Linked DNA regions of Homo sapiens: region 1 is linked to region 2. A link is a loop called in an ENCODE intact Hi-C map of the cell type or tissue named here. Cell type or tissue: Caco-2. All regions are shown on one strand. Links, peaks and the distances in the headings refer to the core of each region. The heading gives the core; the rest is flanking DNA. Region 1 has its middle 24 kb from the start of LINC02660. Region 2 has its middle 8.9 kb from the start of LINC02639.

What was found. Peaks named below come from ENCODE experiments on the same cell type or tissue, not always from the same donor. Only the 100,000 strongest peaks of a DNase experiment are listed, where the experiment ranks them.
Region 1: a loop joins it to region 2, with 6 times the contacts of the local background. A loop is called at or near these places in 20 of 110 quality-filtered maps.

What each region holds. Positions count from the first base shown.
Region 1 is chr10:3,886,752-3,889,668 of GRCh38, forward strand. No RefSeq gene overlaps it. Among named protein-coding and RNA genes, the nearest start is that of LINC02660, 24 kb to the right of the region's middle. In Caco-2, for the core only: no CTCF peak of the experiment used is centred there; DNase peaks (open chromatin) are centred at 390 and 1,570.
Region 2 is chr10:3,823,641-3,826,557 of GRCh38, forward strand. No RefSeq gene overlaps it. Among named protein-coding and RNA genes, the nearest start is that of LINC02639, 8.9 kb to the right of the region's middle. In Caco-2, for the core only: no CTCF peak of the experiment used is centred there; DNase peaks (open chromatin) are centred at 1,781 and 2,478.

The DNA.
Region 1 (2,917 bases), core at 146-2,645, 63 kb after region 2:
CTTGGAGTTCTTTGCAGATGAGGTAATGTTTTGGTTAACTCATAGGTCAGACCTGCTGTCCTTAGCTAACTTGCCCGGGAGGTTTTTAACGGAAGGCCTGTGTTAGCACAAATCATATTTCCTGATGACGAGCAGAGACCTTGATCTGGTCTTAAAGAACGCGTTTTCCAACTTACCCTGGGACTTTTTTGAATTAGCCGGCCACATATACCAGGGTTCTCAGAGGATTTTTTCCCCCCTTTCTCTCTGTCTCTTTCTGGGTTTTTCCTATTACTAATTATACAGGCAAGAAGGTAATGATTTCTGGTGTTCTTTCCTTTAAACCTCTACTTTGAGATCAGCAGCCCGGGACACAGATAAATAGGTCAGTTATTACTGACGTCACAGGGAACTCCTGGCTCAGATTAACCGCGCAGAGATGGACGCCTGTGAGTGTGTGCAAGGGGTGATGAAACATAAAGTACAGTCAGTTCATTTAACAACAAATTCCAGCAACAGATGATAGATAAAAATAGATCCTGAAGGATCTATGTAGATCTAAATAGATGATCCATGAGCCACATAATTAGGGAATAAAAGGACTCCAGTCTTTACCAGCGAATGTAAAATTGGGTAGGCAGACTCAGACCCTTACTTATCAGTGGATTCCAGCCCTAATTCCAGGAGGCCTCACCTCACCTTGGGGGCTTCTCTTTTCCTTAACCTAACTGGTTAAGCCAGGAAAGCTGTGAAATACCTTAGTTACTTGGTGAAGAGCCATTATTACCAGATTATTATCACATTCTCAAAAAGCTTTGCTGTGAGCTGGGCAGGTGCGGCGGCTCACACTTGTAATCCCAGCACTTTGGGAAGCCAAAGTGGGCTTGGGGCCAGGAGTTCAAGACTCAGCCCAGCCAACATGTGGAAACCGCATCTCTACTAAAAATACAGAAAATTAGCCGGGCATCGTGGTTCATGCCTTGTAGTCCCAGCTACTTGGGAGGCTGAAGCACGAGAATCGCTTGAACCTGGGAGATGGAGGCTGCAGTGAGGTGAGATGAGGCCACTGCACCCCAGCCTGGGAGACAGAGCGAGACTCTGTCTCAAAACAAAGAAAAAAAAAACTTTGCTGTGTTTCACATTTTAAAAATTTTATTTTCCATAGTCTCCGGTTCCCAGACATTTCCTGAGACTCCTGTTCATTCAAGAGAGGTGGAGAAAGCCATAAATGAGAACAAACCCGTCCTTCTCACTAAGGGGAATTTCCTGGCAAAACGGAGCCTGGCACGTCAGTGTCTGGGGTTAGTTACTATCACCGCTGCTCTGGGACTGAGTCACAGCTTCCTCCAAGGCTTAGGGTGCCCCAGACACAAACTAGTTTTCTAAAACTTCTCAAGGCATTCCGTTCCTCCTTCGTTCCAGCCCCTCATGTTATTAACTCACCTAATTCATCACATGGGCATTGTGTACAAAGGCACTCTGCTACTCACTGAGGATACACATTGTTCTTAACCTCAGGGGACATTCCTCAAGGAATTAACCAAATCAGGAGATCCTTACCTGCAGGGGTCAGACAGGGAGCTGAGGACAGCCCCCGGAGGACAAGGTCCTGAAGGCCTGGTTTGTAGCTTCTGTGCTGTGCTTATCATTGGGCCTGGCACATTGATCTCTCCATAAACTCGTGTAACTTAAATGAATGATTGAGTCAGAGCACAGGGCAGAGAGCTGTTTTGGAGGCCACTTATCTTCATGTCATAGTTACCCAGACATAAGACCAGAGGCGTTCCCTTTGGTCTCATATATACATATATGTATTGTATTTTTCCCTAAAATTATTCCTTTGTATTATTTTTGCAATTATAAATGTATATTTGCAATCTGAAATGCTGAGTTTCTTTTTTACATCAGGAGCAAATATCCAAATTTTCTTTTGTTTGTTTGTTTCTTTCTTTTTTTTTTTTTTTCCTGAGACAGGGTCTCACTCTGTCATCCAGGCTGAGGTGCAGTGGTGCGATCATGGCTCACTGTAGCCTTGAACTCTCCAGGCTCAGGCGAGCCTCCTACCTCAGCCTACCAAGTAGCTGGGACCACAGACACACACCACCATGTGCGACTAACTTTATTTATTTTATTTATTTATTTTTGAGATGGAGTCTTGCTCTGTTGCCCAGGCTGGAGTGCAGTGGTGAGATCTCGGTTCACTACAACCTCTACCCTCCTGGGTTCAAGCGATTCTCCTGCCTCAGCCTCCTGAGTAGCTGGGACTATAGGTGCACCCCACCATGCCTGGCTAATTTTTTGTATTTGTAGTAGAGACAGGGATTCACTATGTTGGCCAGGCTGGTCTCGAACTTCTGACTGCGTGATCCACCCACCACAGCCTCCCAAAGTGCTGGGATTACAGGTGTGAGCCACCACACCCGGCCAACTAGCTTTATTTTATTTTATGTTTTTTTGTAGAGATAGTGTTTCGCTGTGTTGCCCAGGCTGGAACTCCTGGGCTCAAGTGATTCTCCCACTTTGGCCTCCCAAAGCCGCCCAAAGTCCTGGGATTATAGGTGTGAGCCACTGTGCCCAGAAAAAAATTTCCTTTTTACTTCTGTACCCAGAGCTGACCTTACTTAAGCTGTGGAAGATAAAAAAAAAATCACTACAGTATTAGTGGCCTCAATTGAAGCAGTTATTTCGAACTAACTGAAATCGGAAAAACAATTTCTTTTTACTTCTGTACCCAGAGATGACCTTACTGAAGCTGTGGAAGGTTAAAAACATCACTACAGTATTAGTGGTCTCAACTGAAGTAGTTATTTTGAACCAATTGATATGTATATATTTTATTTGTAATTTAGAAAAATACTAATAATTCTGTCTCTTAATATATGTTGGGAGTAGCAGCTCTTAATGAATTGTTAGTAACGCCCTTCACTCCCATCCCCTA
Region 2 (2,917 bases), core at 237-2,736:
CTAGCAGTTCTGTTTATTGATCTACATTTGGCCAATTAAAATAAACAGAAAGTTTGGTGTGAATTAAAAATTACAAGACCCTTCGTCATGCCATTACTTAGACTTTAACAGATAAATACTGACATTTCAATAAAGAATCATACCATGTTGTAGGAATCACAGCATCATATATGGCTTTTTTTTCCTGCAGCCAGGCATGGCGTTGCTCCTCTTGGTATCAATACCATTTCTTTTGCTTGGGCCTTTGTTTAAAGAGGAGGAATGTGACACATTTTTATTTTAATCATACTTGGTTTCTGGGAAATTCAGCTATTCTTTTCTCCTCTTTATCAAAGTGATGATGTAAACATTATCAGACTCACTAATTAGATAGTTGGCCAAACCTGTAAATAAAGCTAAAGTCACAGCCCTCTGATCTTCAAAGAGAAACAGTCTAGATGAAGAGAAAGGTGTTCTGTTGATAAAACACTGCCATGTAATTGGAGGCAAAATTAGATCACAATGGAGGCTCCTAACAGGCATGAAGATTAATCTTGTGTCTGTGACCCACTTGAGTTCTTCTTAATACCAACCTATATTAAGAAAGTCTTAACATCACTTGAAATCTCAAAGCACAGAGCTTTGGTTCATCTTTCCAACATTGATTTCATTTTTCTAGGTGAGATGTGAAGATTTTTAGGAATGAATGTGGGATGCGACAGGGTCCTTAGGTTTCCTGGGTGATGTTTTCAAGGTGCTCTCAACCTCTTTGTTTCACTAAGACTTCCAAGAGCAGTGCGGATGTCTAAGCAGGCAGTTTACCTGTGAGACAGCAGAGAATACACTGAGTCCGGGAAATTCAGTGACTTCTTTGGGGCCACTTGGCTGGTGAAGTACAGAATTTGAAGTTGGATCAATTAGATCTGCTAATTCTCCTTCTCTAAGTGGTGCATAGAACAAATATTTTAAAAAATAGATTCTATTTGTCGCCGTGTATGAATAGAAGAAAAGATGATTCTATTGTTGCTTTTGTATATCGAAGGAGGAACTTTCTAAACTGTAAGCCTAACGATGTCTCACACAGCAGTCTTTATTGACTACAAATCTATCCTGTGGTCCTGGGATCCAGGTTATAATTTTGTATTATTTAAATATTTTATATAAGAACAATATCCAAAATGGCCATCCATTTTTTTATATTTAGATATTTTTGTATTTAGATATTTGCAAGTTTTTATATTTAGTTTTTTTGTAAATTTTACAATTCTGGACTCTTGCAGAAACTGTCATTGTTCGCCTAAGCTGAAAATATTTTAAGAAGGAGTTTGAAATGCAGTTCCACAGACCTCATTCTTCTCCCCCAATAATATTTTCATAAGACATTTCCAATCTTTCAGAAGACAGTTTGGTTAAAACGTCAGTTATTTTTGTTTATGACCTCTGTTTAGGTACAAGCTGAGTATTTTATTCTTATCTGCATGACAAGAATCTAGTAGAAATGGAGGATGAGGCTTATCTAAGGTAAAAAGCTTTAGTTTAAAAAAATGTTGATGACTGGCATATGTGTGTAACATTGATATTGGCCAGCTATAAAATAATTTAAATAGGCTGTATTATTTTATGCCTTTATGGCTGGATTCTATTACCATGCTGGTGTTCAATCTCTACCCGACAGACAATCACTAGAGAAAGGAAATTTGATTCTGAGGCCCTCTAAACAGGGCCACTCCCTGCTTGCACAGTTGCCCCACGTCTGGAAGGATTTGAGCAAAGCCCAGGAGCAGATGCCCCAGCCGTGAGGTCATGAGGAAGCCTCTGGCCGCAGGGAGAGATAAAGTTGCAGGGTGTGTGGCAAAGGATTAGGAGAAACCTTGGAATTTGGACTGAGCAATTTGACTTCAGCAGACTTAACCTGAGGCGGCAGTGGGAGAATCAATTTGCCTTAAATAAAGTGTTTGAAGAATGCAGAGTGGATATGGTAGAAAAGGTGCAAACCACAGCGCCTTCTGGAATGGGATCAAGAAACTCCACTCCGTAAGGTGGGGAAACGGAGGCTGTTAAAAAACGTAAAGGCATAGAATAGAATCACACAGTGATAGGAAAATTATACCAAGTCACCACCCCTGAACCCGATCAGCCTATGTAAATGACTTTGTGCTAATAGGAGTTTCAGAGAAGGCTAAACTCCCAAACCTTTGCCTGACACCACCCTGGTGCTTAAGACCACCTTGGTGATGAGTCTGGAGTCCACGCGTGGCTCATAACACACGGTCTATAATGTGCTAGCTAAGCACAGAAACACACGCGTTCTGGGTGACTTGACGTTTTAATAAACATGTGATTCCCACACATGGGAATGCTCAGGCCTGGAACTGACCCACAGGGATGCGTCCTCACAGCCTGGGGGAGCCACGAGGATTTGGCTCTGATTCTCATCTTCCCCCTCTTCATCCCTTGCCCTCCCACTCCTCCATGACGTGGTGGCCACAGCTCCTGCCGGGCAGTGAGGCCGACTGCAGCTGACCGGTGACCGGCGTGGCTGGCTCAAGGCTTTGGCTCTGGTTACAAATAAACTGGCCGTGAAGTTCTTCCATTTTCCTGTGTGCTCCTCTGTCTCCATGTGTGCGTTTATAGCTGGTTCCCACAGGGCTGCTTATCAACCCCAGCTTCTTCCAATCTCACGGCTGACGCGCAGGCTGTGGACCCCGATGGGGACGATATGGAGCCTTTTGCTGGCATCCCGGCAGTTTGGTGGTAGGAAGTACTTATGTGGGTATTTCTCAGTTTTCTCAGGTTTGGAAATTTCCAAACCTGAGGCAGTGGGATTTCTTGTGATACTAGAATCTTTTGGAGGGTAGTGAGTGCTTTCTGGGATGGGGTCCCAGCCACGTGAGACAGGCTCACGGTTTCAAGCCATCCTGCAGATCGGCTCCAGGGT